Linked DNA regions of Mus musculus: all the other regions are linked to region 1. A link is a loop called in an ENCODE intact Hi-C map of the cell type or tissue named here. Cell type or tissue: gastrocnemius. All regions are shown on one strand. Region 1 has its middle 19 kb from the start of Opa1. Region 2 has its middle 89 kb from the start of Mb21d2. Region 3 overlaps Mb21d2 (Mab-21 domain containing 2).

Region 1 (8,000 bases):
GAAATGTTATGTAGTTTATTCTAATTATGAAAGAAATATCAAGCTGCAAAAAACTGTGGGCTTTTTGATATTGCACCTGAGAAGTGGGAATTTAGGTAACATCCTCTGCCCACCCGCCATTTTTCTACCAACACACCATTTTCCAAGAATTCTTATCACTGTATTGACTTTTGACTCTTTCTTTCCTGCTCATCCTTGTGCACCCCCAAATATGATTGGTTGATCCTGCTTCTATTTGAGGTCAGCCTGGCAGTTTCTTCTAACAGACTCCCCACCTATGATCTTGTGAATCTGGGTAGAGTGGTACCAGGTAAGCCCCTGGGTCTGTGGTGGAAACCTCAGTTGAGCAGAACCTCTTGGAATGCCTCCTCTGTCACGCCTCGACTGCCACAGAGCTTCAGAGAACTATTGATTCCAGGAGAAAAGCTGCTTCTTTCTTGGGGAGGTAAGACATGAGCTAGACACAAAACCTGTCACCAACTTCAGGTGGCAATGGTAGCACACTTGCATTTCAGCTAGAATTTTTGCACATAGTGTCACATTGGTGGGTAGGCACCTATGCTTGAGGCCAGATTCCACAGCCAGCCAGGGGACATAGAAGGCCAACTGCATAGGCTGCCTCTCTACCATACAGGGCTCATAACTAACTGGTAGGTCTTGTACAGGAATTAAAAATGTACACAATGTGCCCCATAAGTGTACTTCCGAACTTAGCATCTAGGTGTTTCTCACACCTTTCTCCCATAAGGGAGACTGAGGAACATGGTTGTCTCTAGGGATAGAAAAGCAAAGGTAAAAGAGGAACCTGGAGCCTCATACACACAGTGAAGTACCAAAACCTTAGTGCTGTGTGCTAGCTGGGTGCAGGAGTAACTGAAAGAGCTTCAGGAGGCCAAAGCTGGAGCACTGTGAGCCATGAACACATATATATATACATATATATATACACACACACTTATATATATATATATACACACACATATATACACACACATATATATGTTCACATATATGTTTATATATATATATGGAGTCATACTGGATGGTAATTCAAAGTTGAAAATAGATGTTCTTTGTTCTCACTCCTAGGGATAAAGTATACAGCAAGTGAACATATGATAGAGAAGAGATAAATTTCTAATGAAGAATCCAAATAATATGGGCAATGCTGACCCTGAAGGAGGGTTACATACCACTCCCATCTTCAAGTGTGTACATTACAGAAAATGAGAATATTATGGTTTGGATAGGAAATGTCCCCCACAAGCACGTATGTTGGAGCCTTAGTGTCCAGTTGGAGGCCATAACTGAGAGTTGATTAGCTCATGTGTTCGTAGCCAAACGGGCTATTAGGGGTGGTGAAGCCAGGTGGGAGAGTGGGAGCCACTGGAGCAATGCTTTTGAAGGGTGTGTCTTGTTCCTGCTTGCCCTGTATCCTCTCCTTTTCCCTCTTTTTCTGGCTGCAATAGCATAAGCAACCTTCTCCTCCTTCCACCACAAGGCTATGCATCATCACAGCCCACAGCAATGGGACCAGCCCACCCCAGGGTGTAGTCTCCAAAACTGTGAGCCGAAATGAATCCTTTCTCCAATTGAGATCATGTGATCAAGTCTCCCCGCCCCAGAAGCAGCGAGAAAAAAGGGCCGTAATGCTTTTGAGTCTAGCCTCCATTGCCCACCATTCCCAGCTGAGCAGGAAAGGATCATGACACAGAATGTGTTTTAAAAGTTTTTTTTACACATATGTGTGTTTGTCTGTATGACATGTGTGGGCTGGTGTCCCTAGAAGCCAGAAGAGACTGTCAAGTCCCCTGGATCTGCAGATCCAGGCAGTTATGAGCTACCTGATCTGGATGCTGGAAACCCAGCTCAGGTCCCCTGGAAGAGACCAGATCAGCCTCCAAACTGCCAAAGCCATCAAAAGCAAGGAAAGTTTGAGAAATGTCAGAGCTGGGAACAGGCGAAGGATGTATGACAATTTAATGCAACATGGTCTCCTCATGAGATCTGAGTAAACCACAGACTTCACTTAAAACCAGATGTCAACATCATCTTAATCAACTGTGATAAATATATGGCATGAATGTAAGAGACTGTCTTCACATTTCTTCTTAACCTTTAAATTGTTCTATAATAATAAGTTTATTTAGAAAAATACATTAAAAACTGCTTTGTGGAGGGAGAGTATATGTGATATATGTGTGTGTGTGTGTGTGTTATATGTATGTGGCATATATATATATATATATATATGCATGTGTGTTGTGTGTATATGTGTGTGGCATGTGTACATGTGTATATGTATATGTTTGTGGTGTGTGTGTATATGTGTATATGGTGTACATGGTCCCCTGGGTAGAAGTGCATGCTGCACAAGCTTGGAGACCTGATTTAGAATCCCAGATCTCAGGCAAAAGACCAATGTGACAGTGTACATCTGTAATCTCCATATGCCAGCATGATGGTCAGCAGGAAGTGTGCAGATCAGCTGGGCTGGAGAATAGAGTGCAGTGTCAGAAATAAGACAGACCCTGGATCAGATACAAGGTAGAAGGGGAGAACCAACTCCTGAAAGGCTGTCTTCCAATGTCCACATACATGCTATGGCACACATATGCCTACAAACACATATACGCATACCACACACATATATACACACACACCATATATACATATACACACTCATATACATATAGACATGTACACATGCCACATACTTATATGACATGCACATATACACCACACAATACAGCACACATACATATACATATATACATGTATACCACACACATACACACAACACACATACATACACACATACTACACACACATATATACACACAACACACACCTATACACACACACATAAACACATATTACATGCACCCTCAAAATTACTTCAATGCTTTATGGAGTATGGAGCATAATTCTTATCATATATCAACTCATTATCAAGATATCAATACAATTTCTATTGATCTTGGAACCGTTTATATCTGACAAACGGAAATAGTAAGTTAATAAGTTGTTAGTGAAGAAAGTGCAAGGAGAAAGGGTTGGGTTCCAGGCCTCAAGCAACCAGTCTTCAGCTATGCAAATCTTACCATCCTCCACCCCAACCCCACTCACACTGGCTGCACGTCCTGGTCTCTAACAAAGACCATGAGATGTGCAGGCTTTGAACTTAAGCTAGATAGTGCTTGTATCCTGGTTAGTTAGCACCAGCATGGCCCAAGGAATCAGCTCACCTCTATCAGCTGCAAGCTTTTTCCTTGGAACTACAGCAGGGGTTCTCAACCTGTGGGTCACGACCCCTCTGGGGATCAAATGACCTTTCTTCAAGGATCGCATAGCGTGTATTCTGCATATCAGATATTTACATTATGCTTCATAACTGTAGCAAAAGCAGTTGTGTAGTAGCAAGGAAAAAAATTGATTTTGAGAGTCACCCCAACATGAGGAACTTTGTTAAAGGGTTTCGGCACTAGGAAGGTTACACAAAAGGATATGTCTCCCCTCGGAATAGTTGATGAATGAAATGAGATGTTATATATGATATACAGACTGCTTAGCACAGTGGCAGCCATGTAGGAACTCTCTGCTGTGGTAGCTCTTAGCACTAAAAATGAACGAAACTTTGCCAGACACAGCTGAAAAAGCAAAGCATAAAATATGCCCATAAGTCCATGCTGATGTCAATAATACTGCACATAAACAGGTGACGAGAGTGGATAAATCCATCCAGAGGAGCTCCAGATAAGCCAGGTGGTGCCCCTTCAAGGACAGCACAACTCTATTTCTTCCTGTGATCTGTACATAGTGACTCTCTCCCAAACAGTATAAAATATAGGTCGGTGGAGAAGCCTGCCAAGAGTTTCTCAGCGAAGCGATCAAGGTTAGAAGTCAAAACTGTTATGTCATGCAGATAAGTCAGAAAGAATAGCCCTTTGTTCTTTGATGATCTGTGCTCCAAATCCCAGAATGCTGTGCAAGTCAGGCAAATGCAAACCGAACGCTAGTGTGTGAAGTATCCAATCGAAGTCACCAAGATCGGCAGGAACACAGAGGAGCTGAGAAAATGTTACAGTTTGCCTGGGGCCAAAGGAAAAGCACAGCAAGGCAGTGTGCTGCGGTCAGCTGGACGGGCATTCGCTTTCAAAGGCCAAACAGATAGAGGCGTTTAGTTAGTATTACCTTATCAGGACTGGCTCGTTACTGGTGCTGACCGTGCTATAAGATAGCAACAGGACAGACTGGGAGTCCACAGGAACACTCTGAACTATCTTTATCACTTCTTTTTAGAAAGACTAAAACTATTCTTATTAATTATTAAACAACAAGTTTAGCTAAATGCCTCATGGATAGGATGCACCGTTACAGTAACTACAGTATAACTCGTTAAAACAACCAGACTGGTGCCAATGTGAGCACATAGGTTTAGATTTGCCTTAAAGACTCGGGTTTTTTAGCCAACGGTTTACTGAGATAACTTCGCCCCCTAGTGGCATAATGCTCCATCTACATTTTGTGACTAAACTTCCCATAGACTTCCTTTAAAAAAAAAATTTTTTTTTTCAATATATACTCGGAACCTGTGGTCTGCTGGGACCACACTGCAGTTTGTTCTATGCAGGAACCTTATTTTCATGAGTGGTTTCTAAAGAAGCCAGACTAGGCACACGTCTATGCACAAAAGGGATTTTGGCAGTGAGGTACCCTGGCTCCACAGAACAATTTGACAATGTCAGCAAACTTGACGTTGATTGTGTATCTGTCTTTTAAAAAAAATTTCTACCTCTTGAAATTTCCATAAAATATGGGAACAGAAAAGGTGTGTCCTATGACATTTGTGTTTTCTTCTCCTTCATGATTTACAGAAAACTTTATTGGTTTCTGTATGCATACCCACATAGATATGACCTTATATATTTAAAGGGTCAATCTTGTGAAAATGGGAGGAGACTACATTTAATGTTTAGACTTATGTAGATGCTACTTTCTGTACAATATTAGCTCAAGACCTGAAACAGGGATACTTTTTTCCAGAGTTGACAGCACAACTACAGTTTCCAAAACTTCAAGTAGTATGCATATGTATACATTTATATAAAAGACCATCCAGGCTGGAGAGATGGCTCAGGGGTTAAGAGCACGGACTGCTCTTCCAGGCATCCTGAGTTCAATTCCCAGCATCCACATGTTGGCTTACAACTGTCTATAACAGAATCTGAGGCCTTCTTCTGCTGTGTCTGAAGACAGAGACAGTGTACTCATGTACATAAAATAAATAAAATCTTTTTTAAAAGACCAGCCATAGCAGCATACTATCCATCAATAGCAGAAACAACCTTCCTAGGTTCTTCAGTAATTTGAACAACATTGAGGACGACACACCAGTAAAAAGTTTAAAAAGAAAAAAGGGACAAACCAACAAAATCCCAGAAAACAGTGAAGCTCTGTTGCTGTTGCAGTACCAGGCGCTGTTGTTTAGTTATCTTCTCAGCCATCATCTGGAAGGGAAGCATCCTGATGAGTTACATCACTAAAAGCAGCTGTGAGAGAGCATGGTCGCTGCCACATACCACACATTCACTCTTTTATGGTCACAGATATAGCATACAGGACTGTCCCTCCCTCGTCAGTCGTGCTAGAGGATATAATTTAAAAGGCTTCATTTGAGACTTTTACATCAGAGGGCCCAAAGGAAGACATAACAGCTCTATAAAGAAACGGGACAGTGAAACGGCTCAGTGGGCAAATGTGCTTGTCTCAAATCCTACTGACCTGAGATCAGGGTTGCTCTACACCCACACACTTACTGGGCTGTGCATGCACATGCATGTACATACACATGGGCATGCACACACACCCATGCTCACATGATACATGTGCACACACATCAACAATTATTTTTTAAAGAAAAAATACACTCTAGGATTTTCTGTCACTTTTAGGTTTTCTAAAATTAAGTGGAAAATGTTTAAAGGTCTGAGATCCATACCAAAGTTAGCACAGTAGAGACCAGGAACAACAGGTCCCATATTCTAAAAGAATTAACTTCAGGGGCTGTAGAGATGGCTTAAGAGCTGAGAGCACTTCCTGCTCTTCCAAAGGACCAGAGTCCAGTTCCCAGTACCCATGGCCTATGGCTCACAATCACCTGTAACTCTACCTGTGGGTGAATCTGATGCCCTCTCGTGACCTCTGCCAGCATCTACACTTATGTGCACACCCACCCAGACACACATACGTACACAAAACTAAAAATAAATATGTCTTTTGAAATAAAGAAAAATCAGAGAAATGGAGAGAGGGGGGAAGAGGGGAGAGAGAGAGAGAGAGAGAGAGAGAGAGAGAGAGAGAGAGAGAGAGAGAAAGCGCCTCAATAACTAGTAAACATTTCTGAATTGTGGGTGAGTGTTTTCACAATTGGTAATAGTATCAGCAGCCCCTCATCAAATGTAGATGACCACCTGAGGGTCTGGAATAAAGCAAAGAGAGAGAAGAAAGGCAAATTTTCTTCTACTGAACCCTCTCCCCCTCCCTCTCCCCCTTCCCCTTCCCCTCCCTCTCCCCCTCCCCCTTCCCCTCTCCCTCCTTCCCTCACTCCTTCTCTCCCCTTTAACCAACCTCCCATCTTCCTCCTGCCTTAAGACAACAGAACTTGGAGCTCTGCACCAGCCCCGTTTTCCAGGTTTTCAGGCAGCAGCATTAACAACATTGTCCTCTCCTGTTCTAGTGGTTTGATACGTAACCTTAACAGCACCCCTGGCTCCCTGGGGTCTCCAGCTCAAGTGGCTCATTGTGATTCCTCCTCTTCCAGAGTCTAGTGAGGCAGTTACCCTAATACACCCTCTCTCATTAATCTTGATACTTTTATATTATGTCTGAGTGACTTTGCTTTTCTGGACAATCAGGCTAGTAAAGAAAGTGACATAAAAGCAGAGTTCAAGATGTTTTAGGAACAGGTCAACATCGGTTAAGAACTGATGAACATGATAAGGCTAACAGAAATTCTGATGGGGATATACATCCAAAAGGAATGACTTATTTTTTAGGGAATTGTAGCAATTCTTTTATCCTTAGTATAGCTGGTGCTTAGAGAGATTGGGGCAAGCAGTCTCACCAAATATCTTTTTTTTTAACGTGATCAGTCTTACTTGTAGTTACAGTAGCTGTATAAGACTGATTAGTAGAAATGAGACATACGTTAAATAGGTTATTTCTATCTTACCTCTTAAAAAGCATACCAGCCAGTCCTCTATGATTACAAAAGTATTCTTGGAAGCCATGCGTTTCAGAGGGTATATGTAGCTAGGAGCAATGGTGTCCCTGTCTCCTGCCTTTTTAAGATTCCCATCGTGTATCAGAATAATGAGGAAATACCCTTGTCTTAGGATTAAGACCCTAAGATCTGAGAAGGGTTTCTTGGCTATAACAGCATATCCCATCTGTTTCAATTATTACAGTCATGAGGTCTATACCATATGCCAGGTGGCACCCACATATATTAAATCATCACATAATGAGATCTATTAGTAAATATTATAATTTCACAGTAGTATAATAATATAGAAATATAGACCTAAAATTATACCCGTGATACTAGATCCATTCAGTATTTATTCCTTTGTTCTTTCTGTCCAAATCTCAGCGTTCCCAAAAAGAAATAAAATGTGAGCCAGGTGTGGAAGAAATCCAAGAACTAAGGGTTCTAGTTTGTTGAACATACACATATAAAGACCTGTTTATTTTAGAATTTCTGGAAGGACTTGACTGCACAGCTCAGCGGTGGAAGCTGTTACTTAGCACATCCACTCTTCCAGGTTCGTTCTTCAGCACTGCAAACAACAACAACAACAAGATCAATACCCTCTCCTACACGTATAAGCATGTAGATGAGCCACTGGAGAAATACTCATTTTTCCTTTTCTAGATGCAAATACCATAGATACTTAGGTTTCAGAACTGGGAGCTGGCACAACACTCTTGAGGTGGTG
Region 2 (8,000 bases), 540 kb before region 1:
TTTCTGTAGGATCAGAGTAGGGTTTTGTCAATTCTGCTTGTCACATTGGCTCTACAAAACGTTCTGCCAACAGCAAAGTGAGTTTTCTTCCTCTTTATAAAATGCAAATCAATTCAAAACACATTTCTGAGGCGCCTAAAGTGTCATTAATGAGTGATTCTCAACCCTAGCTGCACATTAGAGGTAGCTGGGGAGTTTTAAAAATCCCAGAGCTGGGGCTGTACCCCACAGCGATTAATCTGAGCTTTCTGAGACTGAGTCTGGGCAGAGATGCTTTGTAAATCTCCCCTGGTGATTCCACCATGCAGCCAAGGTTGAGAGTCCTGTCTTAAGCAATACACACTGGGTGCATCTCTATAAACACATACCTTAATGCTTGTATTTATATGATCTAGCATTCTATTAACTGTGTGAAAAGCAGGCACCCTTCTCATGCTTCACAAATCTCTGCTATCATCAGTGCATGTGAGGTCCTGTGCTCTGCAGAAATGCCTCCATGCACCCTAATTTGCTTAATTTTTACAAAAAGAAGACAAACAAAAAATATGTAGCAAAAGAGGACAAATTCTCATATATTACACATATGTATACCAAGGTATGGAGATGTGGTACTGGGCTTAACACCTAGCTGGGCTTAACATGCGGTCTGCAAGACACCAGGGTTTGATATTTAAAGATATGCTCACCTGCAGGGTTGTGCAAATACACGCTGGCTTCTGGGCCAGGGTATCACTGTAGGTCAGGTGCTCTAGGTCCTGATAGCATAGGGGCAATTCCATTGGCCTGCTCTCAAGGACCTAGCAGCTGCCATTGCCATGACCTGAGGCCACTTCCAGGGGTTCTAAGATATATGTGACAAAGAAAAGGACCTGCCCACTGCCCTAATGCTCTCTGTTCTCAGTTTTCCCTCCCTCTGTTCTCTGTATGATCCCCCACTCCACCCTCGCCCCCTCTCTCTGCCCTCATGGCTCTCTCCTGGATCCCTGTCTGTCTGCCTGTCTACATGTCTACTTATCTGTCTCTATCCTTTCCTCAGGTCTTCACTCCTCTCCCTAATCCCCAACAAACTTCTTTTACACTAGATTTGTTGTATGGTATAATTTCTCAGGGATACACATTGGGTAGGTCACCAAAGATTTCCCCCTTGCCCTATCATGTTTCACAACAGATACTACTTTTTATCTGGGTAAAACCTTGGAAATGGCTTACCCCTAATCATGTAGGTAAGAATGTGAGGAGAGTCTGAGCCATGATGGATCTCAGTACTCTGGAAATGCATTCCCACTAGAAAATGTGATGCTATGTCTACTTTAACTTTCTAGGCTCCTAACTGCCACAACCATCAAAGAATTCCAAATTCCAATTCCCAATCTGGTGACTGTGTTATCTTATGTAGCAAAAGGGACTTTGAGGCATGGTTAAGGAACTTTGGGATAGAGAATTATCCTGGATTATCCTATGGACCCAGTGTACTCATAAGAATTTTTCTTATACCCCAGAACGAGCCAGGAGAGCCAGAGTCAAAGAAAAATGTGAATACAGAACGAGAGGTTGAAGTGCTGCTCTCCTTACTGAGAGGAGGTCGTGAGCTAAGGAAGGAAGAGAGTTCTAGAAGGGAATGTATGAAATGGTTCTCAACTAAAACCTCCTGAAGAAATACAACCCAGAAGATTCCTTCATTTTAGCCTATAGCCTGTCTTCTAGAACTATGAATTAATAAGATTATGTTGAATAAGTTTGTGGCATATTTTAATGTCAATAGACAAGTACTTCAAAATGTGTTTGCCTAACCTAACAAAACCATACATGACTATTAATAACTAATACAACATATTATTGTTATACAAATAATTAACAATTATTGTTGGCCATAGCAATACGATTTGGAACATAATTTATGCATTCGCTGATAGGTAAGAGTACACCCTGATCCTGCTCCCAGACTGAAAGCCTCTGCTTGCCTCCGTGACCTGACCAGCTCACACCTGTTCCTCTTACCTCCATCTCAGGGACCAGAGGAGGATCTCTCTTCTGGGTCAGGTCATAAGGTCAAGCAGGCTTTCATTACACACCCTCCTGCTGTCTCATGGGAAGCCCATAAAGGCAGATTTCAAGGTATAGGCAATTTGTTATTCTCCTTTCACAAAGAGAAGCTGAGAGAGTAACATAAGACACCCTGAAATGATGTCCACACATGTATGAGAATAAGGTACAAAATGCTGATTCAACATTTAGTTTGATGTGCTACATGACTTACCTATAGCCCAAACTTCCCTCAATAATTCTTTCTTCAAAGCAATGTTTAAGTCTTCACTTCTGTATATTTGTGTTGGTTTATGTATGTGTGTGGACACATGTGAGTGCAGTTGCCACTGGAGTTCAAAAAAGGGTTCAGATGCTATGGAGCTGGAGTTACGTTGGATTGTGCTGGGACAGGTGCTGGGAGCCAAACTTGGGTCCTAAGCAAGAGTAGTACATTACCTCACCTGCTGTGCCAGCACCTTCTTGACGACTCTCTAGGGTAATGCCATGTTGAAGCCAACCTCTCAATGTCTAATACAGTCAAATTTTCTCCAAGATTGAAACTAATTTTTATTCTCTAGTGGATTTAGAAAGCAGTCAGCTCATGTTTTAGGTTCTGGGTGAAATAAAAAAAAATCACATTAACTAGTTCTAACATGGTCAATGTAGCCATTGGTATTTATGGTAAAAGCCACCTGGGAACTCAGCCAACAGAGGGAACAGATTTTATTTATTCTGGAGTGAGTACGCATGGCTGGATGATGGACAGAGCCGTCAGCATTATTTGGGATGTCACAGCTATTTTTCTCTTGCTTACATTTCATGTTTGTTGTTGCCGTCTCTCTGATAAGCAGATGCAATTAAATTAGAAGAATATATGAGTTTATGGTGCTATTCCTTCATAGCTCAAGTCTTCAAGAAGTAACTGGACTGAGTTTTCTGGAGATTATGACCTTCCCAGTTTCTCCAAGGACTCAAGCAGAGATTGGGCAACCAGAATATAGAGAAAAGAATGGAGCGCTGAACATAAAATTCAAGACTCTCTGAGATCCTTTAAAAATTAAAGTTCTCCATTGTGATAGTTTCTGTTTTTTCAAAGAGTCACTATTTATTCCTTATTCCGTGTGCATGGTACTTAGTCTGCATATATGTATGCGCACCATGTACACCTGCAGAGGCTGAAAGAGGGCATCCCATCCCCTGGAACTGGTGTTACAGGTGTTACTGTGTGGATGCTGGGGAGTGAATCAGGGGCCTCTGCCAGAGTAACAAGTGTTCTCAATTGCTGAGCCATAGCTCTAGCCCCTATTATGAGACTTTTGCTCAGTTTCTCCCAGAGAGTTAATTATTGCCTTCTAGGAAGATTAAATGGGCACGAGCGAGAAGGCACATGTAATTCTCTTATTTCTTTTCTCTGTAAAATTATTTGTTCCCCATGCAAATTCTAACACACTACAGGAATAGTCTCTCTTCTCACATACAGAACAATGCCTGGGTAAGGGGCATCATTCTGTAAAATGGAATTTAGCACTAGGTGATCTTGTGGACTCAACCAGTAGGGTCTTGGGTGAATTCAAAGTCCCCATTCTGGGTGCCTAAATTCTAACAAATAAGAAGTGTACTGCAGAAAGGGTATTGTAGTTAGTCTTATTTCTTTTCTCTTACAGCAGATGTCACAGTGTTTTCCATCTACTGGGTTTTGTGCTTAAGGGACCATGAAGGAGAAATCCTCTCCACTGTGCTTCTGGCACTGGCTGTGGTCCACGGCTCTCAGGGGCCTGCCATGTGTAAATCACACACCTAAATCCACTCTGATAGAGCCCATCCATCAGATGTTGGCGGTGACGTGGGCAGCAGTGTCGGTAAATCTGGGGAAAATAATGTATTTGTGCAGTGAGATGACATCCCATAATGAGACTGTGATACTGTACAGCATGTGATTTGCTATTCTTGACAAAGATGAATTTTGCAGTGAGCATGGCTTCTGAGAGACTGTGAGTCCTGGCCAACATGGAAGGTGGAGGCCTCTCAGGTTGTCTAGTCAGAACTCTTCCTTCCTGGGAGTGATTTCTCAGGAGTGCCAGGAACAATTTGCCAAATTGGATTTTCTCTAAAGGGTAGCTGAGTGTTTTGGCATAAAAAAAAAATCTCTGAAGAAGAAGATGGTCATCAATATTCCTTGACTGCACGTATTGTTTATGGTAAAGGAGCCCATGCCATAGACTCTTGTGCCCTTAAATGTAATCAATGCAAGGTAAAAACTTGTTTTATGTGCAAAATAAATAACATAACTACTTCAGCTCCCTACTCTCAGAGTCATCTAAGCAACCATTTTCTATATTCATCATTTTTAAGGGCTTAAGTTGTATTGAGTCCTGTGATAAAAAGTGTCCTCCCCAGCCTAGCCAATATTGTTATTACCAGCAGAAGTAGCAGCACAGACCCGTGGCTGCCATTCTAAGCCTGCTGAATCAGAATCGCATTAATGAAACCATCTGGGTCTCATACAAATTAAAGTTTCTAAAGACTCAGAGAGCCACGTGGAGTGGCACACGACTGTGCCTGTAATTCTTACCTTTCAAAGGCTGAGGCAGGAGGATTGCTTAGCCCAGGATTTCCAGGCAAGCCTGGCCACACGGTGAGACCCTATTTTTTCAAAATGAATAAAAAATATACCAGAAGTATGGCACTAAGTGAGGTTTGAGATATTCTAGTATTTCATCAGCAACCAAAAAAATGACGCTGATAGTGGAATGGAAGTCATTGTAAATATATGTGTGTACTCTTCAATATACTTTCCATTTCTATTGTGCCCATTCATGAACCTCAAAAGACCACTGAGAAGCCAACTCCGATGCAGTTGTACTAGGGTCTTTTATTCAAGCTGGAGCCTGGGCTCCTCGCCAACCCTAACACAGCAGGACAGGAAGGTATAGCTGAGAGTCTAATTTCAAATAGGTATTTAGAGACGCAAGAAGGGGATATCTAGCCTGGCACACATCTGGTGGTGGGGGGGTCGCATTTTGGAATTTTATTTTCCTTTAACACAATTTGCTGGTGCTGGGAGCCAAACCGTAAACTTAATTTCAGCTTTCTTCCTAATTGGTGGTTGTTAAGAAGTGAAGTGTCAGGGGCAGGCTTGTAACCAGGAGGCACAGATTTTGGGGGGAGTAACCTGGAAACTGGTGCTAGGTGTCAGCTTGTTATTTAACTGGAGTTCAAGCTTAGGTCAGGTTCTTTAAGATAGAGTCTGAACCCAAGAGATCTGCCCTCTCAATTTCTACAGTGACCACATTTGAGCTTTCCCATAACCTCATGAAACACATAGGTTCCATTCTCGTCATTTCACAGTTGAGGTAAATGAAGGTCATAGTGATTCCTCGTTTTGTCAAAGATTTATATAGGTGTACATAGACATCAAGTTCAAGCTCAATCTTTCCTCCAATCCATGTCTCTTGGTCATCATTAGCTCACTATGATGTCATCATAAGTCCACTATGACGTTAGTCCACTTTAATGGGCTATCATATCAGACCACCCTAACGGCATCGCCAGGTGTTCCAAATCTCTTTTATTCTCTGAGCTGTCTCCACCACAAACAAGAATAGGCATCAATAGACAACCAGCTGAACTTAGGTTCACTGTGTAGCTAAGTCTGTGCAGAATGTTCTTACTATAAAGGGGTGAAATTTGTCTTTGAGTGAGAGTGGAGTGCAGTGGAAAAGCACTTGCCTACCATGTGTGAATCCTGGGCTGGATGCTCAACACAGGGAAAATGTCTGACCTGAGTCATATTGGTTCTACATGCCCATGAAGTCTTATGTCAGCCTGCCCACATAATTCCTCAATTTAGGACTGATCACATATATCATATTCAGACCTGTGTCAATTAGCTCTTTGGTTCCTTTAAAGATATATTCTTCCAGGAAAGTTTCCCAAGCTGACACTGAAATACAGGCTAAGGTGGCCAGCTCTCTGTATTATATATTACTCTGGCAGGTGTGTGTATGGGGAAAAACTTGCTTTTGTTATTGAAGGAATGATGTATTAGTCACTAAGTGTCAAGTATATTGCTACCTTTGCTCCAGGGGCTATTAGGGCTTTGATCATGGAATTCACAGAGGACCTTAAGATGGGGATGGGAGGTAGGATGCTAATGAGACACATCTGGCAGGAGTTTTGCAGCTTCTGCTGTAATGTGCTGCCCTTGAGGCTCTTAAGAACCTCCTCCCTATAAATGCAGCCAACTTGACAGAAATGTTTCGGGGCTGTGGAGAAAGGACAGGGAGATACATTAGACACATGCCTTTTGTTACAAAGTATGTATGTACCTTATAAAACTCATTATATATGTTATATTATATTGTATGTGTGTATAATGTATATGTCTCATATATGTGTATATATATACATATGCAAATATACATTATGAAACAACTCTTCACAAGATCTTTATATGAGATTTTTATTGGAGAACACTTTGGATCACAGTTGAGTACATTTGAAAGGCTTTGAAGCAGAGAAGTAAAGTTTCTCATCTAATATTCTCTATTAGCATATTTGACAATCGCTCAACTTATGATGGGCTAGAGTGTCCTTTTAGAAGGGATTTTAAAGTTCAAAAGGATCATTAATAACTGAATTTTTCAAAATATTTTATTACTTCTTTGAGAATTTTATATAACATATTTTGATCAAATTCACCCACAATTACTTCCCCTCGCTGCTTCCCGATCCACTCTTACCTCAGTAACACTCTGCCAACTTCCTGTCTTCCTTTTTTATAATTCGATAACTTATCAACTCTAGTTTTTGTTGTTTATATTCTTCTGGGTGTGGGACCATCCATCAAAGTCTGGTTGGCCTACAAGGACCGATACCCTCAGATGAACCTGACTCACTATTCTTGAGAAACCATTAACTGTCTGTAGCTCCATAGTAAGGCTGGGCTTCTTGTGGTAGTCTGAATAGTTTTGGCTTCCATAGCTTCATGTGTTTCAATGCTTGGCTACAGGGAGTTACACTCTTAGGAGGTGTGGCCTTATTAGAGTAGGTGTGGCCTAGTTAGAGAAAGTGTGTCACTGTGTATGTGGGCTTTGAGGTCTCCTATGCTCAAGCTCTGCCCAGCGTGGAATCAGAGCCCCTTCCTGGATGCCGGTGGAAGATAGTCCACTTTTTCTGCCTGTGGACCAAGATGTACAACCAGAACTCTATTCTCCTCTAGCACCATGTCTGCCTGCACACTGCCATGCTTCCTGAACTGAACCTCTGATACTGTAAGCCAGCCCCAATTAAATGTTTGCCTTTATAATAGTTGTTTTGATCGTGATGCCTCTTCACAGTAATAAAACTCAACTAACTAAGGCAGTTCTTCTGTGCCCTTCCCTCTCCATGCTGGAATGCTGACTGGTTCAAGTTTGTATATGTCTTGTGTAGGCAACCACAGCGCCTGTGTTCTCGAGGGCAGCAGTCCTGTCATATTCAGAAGGCAGTGTCTGCTCCCGTCCTTTCTGATGTCAGTCAGGCTCATAAGTCTTTCTGCCTCCTTCTCTGCAGGTGGTCCCCTAGCCCTGGAGGGAGGAGTATGGTAACTTAGGAGTTCTGCCTATGGAGGATTGGATGTTGTCGATTATATGAAAAGGACAATAGCAAAAACATTCTCATGAAGCTAACTCGGAACATAGCCTGAGTTGCTGTGGAGCAGCAACTCCTGTTTGGTTCAGAGAGTTGCTTGCTCTGCTCATCATCCACTTTGGTGCTTTTATTCATATGAGCATCTCTGAACCTAACACGGGCTTTCTCAAAATACTGCTAGAAATGCAACACACTGATTCTTACCATCCACTGGCTCACTGTTTCTTCTCTACGCTCCTGAGATGATAAAACCGAGTCCTGACTGCAGTTTGATCCCCTTTTCCTTTATTGCCCTGAAGTCTCATCATGTAAAGCTCACAGGCACATAACCTCTCTGGTTTATA
Region 3 (8,000 bases), 720 kb before region 1:
GTCTGGGGTTAGGGGAAGGGAGTCCTCTAAAGAAATTTAAAACTACCATTGGCTAAAGAACTTGTCTTAATGTCAGTTTACTGTGGGCATCTCTGAAACTATGCAACGGTGGAAAATGTTGTGAGAATCATACTTGCCAATTATCACTCACTATCTCATTTGTATGCTACAATATGTTAAAGTGTAACCAAATGCCATGTAATATCACCCACAGACACTTCAAGACATATAATGGATAATGGCCCCATGCAATACCATATACAGTGTTCTAGATCTAAACAACAACAAAAAGCTATTGTCTTTTATTATAGACTTGATTTTACTTCTTCCTGATGTGTGAAGATAGGACACAGTACTGAGTGTGTGTGAGCTTGGGAGAGGGGCGCTCTTGATGGCCTACTGCGTCCCCAGTCTGCTCCGCAGTTCATCTAGAGCTAGGACAGGCAATTCCGGCAGCAGGACAGCTTCCTACCTCCAAGAGCCACCCACTGCTCCATCCACAACCACAAAGTTCAGAAGGGAGCCCCGAGCATAGTCCTTACCCACATGGGAGAGAAAGCAGAATCTAGGCAAAGGCCGCAGCTGTGAAGCCAGGATGGGTTCCCGTAGCTGCCCAGAGAGTCAGCCCTCCTCAGCTTACACTGACCTCTGCCCACTTTGCTCCCTCCTCTGACTGAAGGGCTCAGCTGCTCCCTGCCACGTTCTTAGCGATGAACTTACCCAGCTCGGAGGCCCAATTGACCATGGCAAGAGTCATACAGGTCAGCACTATAATGGCCTACTTGTGATATCCGGTTCTATGTATAATGTGTCCCCGCTGTATGCCTTATAAAACAAGATCTATGCACAACTGCCCCAAAGGTCACTGGGCTCTCACATCAGCAAGGGTGTTTACAATCTGCATCTTGTCTGATCAGTCACTGCCTTGTTGCTTACCTAATTCTGCTGGCCAGTCCACAGATACTTTTGCCTTTCCTGAATCTCTTTTCAGAGCCATGATGAGTCCGTGTCCTACTTAGGTGTGCATCTCGTGTCTGCCTTCAGTACAGGCCATTCCTAAATATGAACTGAACAGGAGAAGGTAAGGCTTGCAGTGTGAGTGTGAGTGTGTGTGTGTGTGTGTGTGTGTGTGTGTGTGTGTGTGTGTAAGGAGGTAGCTTCTACTTTGGATCAGACCATCCCTATCCCTCTGAAATGTATAGAACGAATCCCAAATGCACATTCCATCTTTCTGTCCACTAGTTACTAATTATGCAATTACCTGTTGGTCCCCTTGTGTCCAATAACTTGTGTATCACCCAACAATGGAAGTTGGACAGATATAAAGTGAGTAAACAAATAGACCACATATCCTGGGACACGCTCTCTTCACAGAGGATGAGACGGGTGGGTAAGATGCTTAGCACGGCAGTGTCAATCTGATAGTGTCATACTGTCATTTTGAGACTTCCTAAGAAATTGTGTCTAGCCCATATGCCCAAGCAAAGACAGACGAAAAAGCCTGATAATGGAGCAATTATGAAACAGTCTAAAGGCGGGGGTGGGGGGAGGGCGGTACCACGTCTTGTTCTGTGATAAAACTACCACTCTGGGACTGTCCAAAGCATCATTTGCAACCCTGATGGGATGGTTACCGTGCGAGCTAAGGTCAAAATCCCAGTAACTGCCAACAGAGGGCATCCGTGCTCCATCATTCCTAACTCTGTAAAGCAAGGCTCCGAAGTCATCAAATCCTAGCAGCTGTAGGCATTTGGATGCTTAGTAGAGGAAGAGACCTCTGTGAGACACATTAAAACCTCGCCCTCAACCCGTCTACCATCCACCTCGGATCATCTAGATGGCTCCTAATTCGTCACTCTGCCAGAGCAACACCAGAGGAGAAAAGTTCTCTAGTACAAGCAAACACACATCTTTAAGCTAAGGCAGGAGAGAGGGTGGTCAGACAAAGCTCCCAAGGAAAGCAGTCACTGGAAAAGCTACCAGCATTCTTACTGATAATAAAGGACAGAAGTATCTTCAAGACATAATCAGCTACCTGAAATTAACTCTTAATATCACGAACAAAACATACTTTATTACTGCACTTGAAGATGCTGACATCAAAGAAAACTAAACTACAAGAACACAACCTCTATGGAGGTGCACCTGTGCAGGTTCGAGGTGCAGGTGGGTAGTAGCCTGAAGAAAACACTGCAATGTCTCAAATCAGCATCTGCCCCATGACAGCAGAGGCCACCTTGAAGGTCACCCTCTTGCTGCTTACATGGGAAAGCAATATTTGAGGCTAGCTCCTCTGCCCCGGTGCTTCCCAGAGGATGAAGAGCTGTGGTCACTGTTCCAGCTAGACACCAACAATCAACTTGGTGGCTCCTGAGAGAGGAGCCCATACCTGCAGCCCCTTTGACACTCCTGTCATCTGAATCAGCAGCAAGCTGCAGATCCTGGACTCTGGGGAATGAAGTTTAAGCTATGAGCGTGTTCGACTACAAAGAATGAATGAGTCAGATTAGTGGAGCCAAATCCGGCTCCCAGTGTTATTAATACAACTGCTGTGGCACAGATTAGAAAGCCAGAGCCCAAAGCCAGAAGTGCTGGGAACGGAAACCCAGGGTCTCTGATTTTCAACCTAGAGCTCTTTTACTCTACATGGAGCTTTTAAGCTGAGTGTGTGTGTGTACGCGTGCATGCATGCATGCGAGCATGTGTGTTTGTGTGTGTGTGAAAGAGAGAGAGAGAGAGATTGATTGATTTTGATTCTTTTGGGTCTCTATGTCTCACCTCAAAGGACTGAACCAACCTTCAAGGAGATGTGTATTTCAAACTGTCAACACTGAAATTTCTCCCCCAATTTTAAATCCACATTTAACTGCATCCAGCCTGGGTTTACTACCAGGAAATGCTAAAGTCTGAAGAGTAGCTACTTTGAGACTTACCAAAGGCACAACTTTGGCGAGACTCTTGGACACATGAGGAAAAACAGAACTTATTCGTCCCAACTGGAAACACATTCTTATCCCTAACTTCCCAGGTATTCATTTTAAAGACAAAAAAACAAAACAAAACAAAACAAAACATGGTTTTTGCTAAGATTTCTCCGATGGTTATTTGTTCACACTTGTATCTCCTTCATTCACCAGAGAGGGGGCAAATCCATCTTATACGTGGACAGTGCGCTTGCGCTGAGAGTCCTCAGGGAGAGAACTGACTAAACATTCCACCCTGTGGGTGGGCCAAGAAGTATCAAGTGTGTGGACTGGCAGCACAGGAATGGCCTGCGGTGATAGCCTTGAAACCAAAGATGCCACAGTCTGAACTGTCTAGAGCCACACAGGTATACAATTCCAAAGGTATCGGCAGCCGCGGAGCTGAATTTTGACCCAAGGGATTAAACACCGGCAGGAACATTCACACTGCACACCTTTCAAGAGCCTATTCAGATCAGATTCTACAGTTAGGCAGGTAAATGATTACAGATGGACAGAACCCCCAGTGTGGTCTGATTGTGATGCAGAAATCCAACACCCAAGATAGTGACAAGATGACACAGACCCACATTTTGTGATAAAAGTAACAGCTTCGAACTTTGAGATGAAAAACTCAAGTCTTGAAATTTTCAGTCTTGAAGAAAACCAGCTAGGGAGACAAACCCCACTACAGTTCTTGGTGTGAGAGCGTATTTTCCTTACTCTCCACTGGAGGGCGCACTTCCCTAACTTTTCCTTACAGTTGTACAGTCTCCACCGCAAGAGTGGCTTTAAAAAGCCTGGAGGTTTGACATAATTTTTGTATAATTCATACCTGCTTTTACTGATATGCTTTGAAGATGGGTCAGGATACTGTGCTTCACACTGTCTAATCCCTGATACCTGCACACAGTTTGCAGTAACCCTACTTAACAGGATGTCACACGTCACTGATTCACTGATAAAATTCCGTGGTATCCGGATGAAAAGAGACACAGGGAAAATGCCCAAACAGATAACGGAGATAGTGTGATCCGAACGTTATAAATTCAGGATACACACGAGCCTCACAATTTATGGGCTCTGCAACATTTGGAAAAGTTATCTGGATGCTTCGTACGTGCAGGCGCCAGCACAGGCCAGAGTCTGGCCTACCAGGCGTCCTCTTCAGTATATTGAGACGGGGTCTCCGGTAGCCCTTGGACTTAACTGATCAGCTGACTGGTGGGCTCCCAGGACACACTGTCTCCAGGTCTCAGGCTGGAGTTACAGACGTGCGGTCACACCTCCCTTCCTACGTGGGTGCAAGGGATCTGGACTTGGGCCAGTGCATGCAAGGCGCGTTATGGAATGAGCCTTCTCCCTATGCCCTGTGGGGTTTCTGAAACTTCAGTTTCGTCATTTCTTTAAAAAGGGGGTGGGGAGATAGTACATGGCTCCCGTGAGACTTAATGAGAGCTATATAAAGCTCCAAGGGCCATTTCTGGAACTTGGAAAGTGCTGGAAAAACACAGTTTGCTTTATACAACATAAATCTGTTCACAACGTGCCGGGTCAATGAACAACACCGACTTTTAGCATTAGTGGAACATGTGGTGTTTTGTTTTATTTTTTTTAATATATTAATTTATTTTCTATTCAATCCCTTCCCTTCCCTTAGGGGGTTGCATGAGCCCGTCTGGCTTGTGCCAAGTGGTGGTGCTGTCGAACTTGTTAAGATCTGACTTGCTGGGCCTGCCCCTAAACTATCTGCTTTGGCAGGCCTGGATAATTTGCATTTCCAGTAATTTCCCAGGTGGCCGAGGCTGCCAGTCAAGGACCACACACACTCGGAAGCACCAGGGAAGAGCGAGCGCAACCACGGAGTTTAGCATCAACTCTGTGGCTGACAGAGAGCAGAAGAAGAACAAAGCCCTTAGGCCGTAATCCTAACCTCTCAGCCATTCACCATGACAAGGGCACGCTTGGCCAGCCGTTCCCTCCTCGACTCTTTCTGTACAGATGAACAATAACTAGAGATGAGGTCGCATGAGGGTCGAAGAAGGAAGGGGATAAATTAAGACTCAAAAATAATGAGATGACTCCCTGCAAGAAGAAACAATCAGGGCAACGGCTCAAATAGTCCTTCCTTCTCAGCACTGGGGGTAGGAGGGGGCATGAGGGATTCAAGGACATCCTCTTATTTAGGAAGTCAGCCCTATCTCAGAAGGAGGAGGAGGGGGGGAGGGGGAGGAGGGGGAGGATGAGGGGGAGGAAGAAGAAGAAGAAGAAGAGGAGGAGGAGGAGGAGGAGCAGGAGGAGGAGGAGGAGGAGAAGGAGCAGGAGCAGGAGGAGGAGGAGGAGGAGAAGGAGGAGGAGGAGGAGTGGAAAGAGGAGGGTGGGAGGGAAGGAATGAGGGGACAGATGGAGGGAAGAAAAGAGGCCCATGACCTCAATAGACTGATAAAGATCTGAGAGTTCTTAGCTGTGTTCTGCCCGCTAACTCTACTTAGCAAAACTGCTGCACCTGATTTCCTATCTAAAATCATGCCCTGGTCCTTAGACCAGCACTGGAGCAGGGAACGGTACATCTTCTTACCTGGGGCCAAGAACAAGGCGCTTCCATCCTGCTTCAAGAGAGCGCCCAACAGAGGCCTGAGGACCACTAGCCTTCTCTCCCATACGACAGCATGGACCAGTCACGGGCATCAGGCGAGCCCAGCTCCTGACTCCTTCACAAGCTCCTTGAGTACTTAAATCCAGCTGGCTTCACAGCAGTGATGGTTACTGCTGAACACGCCACATCTGTCATCATTAGGCAGGTACCCCAGAGTCGGGCGCCATCAATTCAGTTGTCAAATGTTTGACATCCTGTCTCTTAACTGCCTGGTGCGGGGTCTTCCCTACAGAGCCCATTGTTGTGTGTCCCTGTCACAACCAGCTCAGGCATCACGTCACACCACGGATAACAGCATGGCCTCCTAATTGGCCTCTCCTCCCATCAAAGGGGCTTCCTGAGGACACGTGCAGTCACCTCGGCAGCCTGCACCAAGTTCTCTGGCAGTGCCCCATCCTTGGAGCCAAGACTGCCCACGTTTAGGCCAATCTCCCTTCAATGCTGGTCTTAGATGGCCCCTTATGTTCTCCGTGAGCTTCTGTCCCAGAAAGGATTCCCCAAAATCCTCCACCAATCGAACACTGGTTTGGATATCCAACCTCCCAGTGCGCCCCCACCCCTGCACTCTCGTTTGTAGTTTGTGTTTGGCCCATGTCCTTACCTACAGGAAGGATGCTAACTCTACCCGCCTTAAAAGTGTTTGCCTCCTAGCGGTTCACGGCTGCACGCGGGCACGCCCCTTTCCTCTCTGCACAGTATTCTGCTTAGGGTGGTAGTTTACGAGACTCACACTGTGACTTATACAAAACCATGAATTTCAGCAGGACGGAGACTTCTGCTTCGTGTTCCCTTGTGTTCTTAAGTGTTGGGGGTCACTGTGTTCCACGAACAGCCTGTCTTGATACATGAGCTGGCGTGTATAGGGCTGGTGAGCCGGAGAGTTACAGTAACACACTTCAAATACTGTTCTTTCATATATAGCTTTCTCGAAATGCTAATATTTTGTAAACTAAGTAGTAACAGTAAGCAAAATGCACTCAAGCGTAGCAGAACACAGCACCCCAGAGAGGGCTAAGGTCTCCCTAGCCAGACTGCAAGTGACACTCAAGGAACTGAGTCTCCACTGCACGCTGTGGCTTTACTGACTTTTATCCTTGTCACCAAATTCCAACATCAACTTCTTAATCTTTTTTTCCTACAACCATTAGGGTATGATATTGTGCATGCGTGCCTGTATATGTCTCTATCTGTGTGTGTGTGTGTGTGTGTGTGTGTGTGTGTGTCTATCTGTGTCTGTGTGTCTGTATGTGTATGTCTGTGTACTAAAGACAGGACCATAGTATGCAATTGTGCCTGGGCTGGGAACTCACTGCTTTGACCAGGTTGGCCTTGAACTTACAGAGATTCAACTGTGTCTGCCTCCTGAACCTTCAACCAGTTTTTAAAGGTTGAATATAGGTTTAAAGGCCTCTGTTGGACTGATATTTATTTCTTAGTATGACTAAGTTTTCTGGTCCTAAGTTCTAGCCATTTGGGATGATGACCCTGACCCCATCTTTCTAGCAAATTGCACCTTTCTAGGAAATTGCCCCTGACTACACTCTACACAGCCAGGGACAGAAGGCAGGCCATCTTTTTTCACTGAGTGATTGTAGGGCTCCTCGAGGAAATTCCCTTGCCTGTGTGTCCTGTGGAGTAGTTGGTGGTGGAGACCAAACCTCTCCACTAGAAGCTGTAGCTTCCAGAGACTAGGATCTAGAGATGGACAGACTAACCTAAGTTGAAGGGTCTCAGAGTGGCTTGGGTTGTCCTGGATAGGGCAGTTCCTTTGAAGAGTGCGGGAGCCCCACCCCAGGCTCCCGAAGAAGGCCTGTGAGAGGAGACAAAAGGGGGAAAGCGGGTTGTGGGGGAGCTTCTGTGTACTTCCTATGGCTCAAGCATGTTACAGGCCATCTGACATAGTGAATACCAAAGTCTCATGTTGGACTCCAGCTTTAAGAAACTCAGACTTGGGGCTGGTGAGATGGCTCAGAGGTTAAGAGCACTGACGGCTTTCCCAGAGGTACTGAGTTCAAATCCTAGCAACCACTTGGTGGCTCACAGCCATCTCTAATGGGATCTGATGCCCTCTTCTGGTATGTCTGAAGACAGCTACAGTGTACTCACACCTATAAAATAGATAAATCTTTAAATACAGATTTAAAGAAAGGATTTTAGAAAAGAAAAGGCTTAGTGGTTATGGAGTTTACCTACAGAGTTCTGAATCCAGAACACTGCAGTACATTTTCCAAACAGTGCCCAGAGGCAGGCCTCCCATGGGCCCAGCTGAGTGAGAGCGGATGCTGAAGGTAAAGTTCAAGGAGAGATGCGGAGCACCTGACCCACTCCTCACAGCTTTAGATGGCAGGCATCCTCCTAGGTTTGCGTTAGAAGTCAGATGG

Evidence for each region. Peaks named below come from ENCODE experiments on the same cell type or tissue, not always from the same donor. Only the 100,000 strongest peaks of a DNase experiment are listed, where the experiment ranks them.
Region 2: it touches region 1 in a loop (2.9-fold over the local background); 5 of 42 quality-filtered maps call a loop at or near these places.
Region 3: it touches region 1 in a loop (8-fold over the local background); 36 of 42 quality-filtered maps call a loop at or near these places.

The regions. Positions count from the first base shown.
Region 1 is chr16:29,556,551-29,564,550 of GRCm38, forward strand. No RefSeq gene overlaps it. Among named protein-coding and RNA genes, the nearest start is that of Opa1, 19 kb to the right of the region's middle. In gastrocnemius, a CTCF peak has its summit at 4,504 (motif pointing left); DNase peaks (open chromatin) are centred at 4,092 and 4,506; H3K4me3 peaks cover 235 bases.
Region 2 is chr16:29,014,388-29,022,387 of GRCm38, forward strand. No RefSeq gene overlaps it. Among named protein-coding and RNA genes, the nearest start is that of Mb21d2, 89 kb to the left of the region's middle. In gastrocnemius, no CTCF peak of the experiment used is centred here; DNase peaks (open chromatin) are centred at 3,791 and 4,926.
Region 3 is chr16:28,836,546-28,844,545 of GRCm38, forward strand. The region is part of intron 1 of Mb21d2 (Mab-21 domain containing 2); the gene reads right to left. Among named protein-coding and RNA genes, the nearest start is that of Mb21d2, 89 kb to the right of the region's middle. In gastrocnemius, CTCF peaks have their summits at 1,675 (motif pointing right) and 3,693 (motif pointing right); DNase peaks (open chromatin) are centred at 1,672, 3,309, 3,705, 4,185 and 2 more places; H3K27ac peaks cover 252 bases.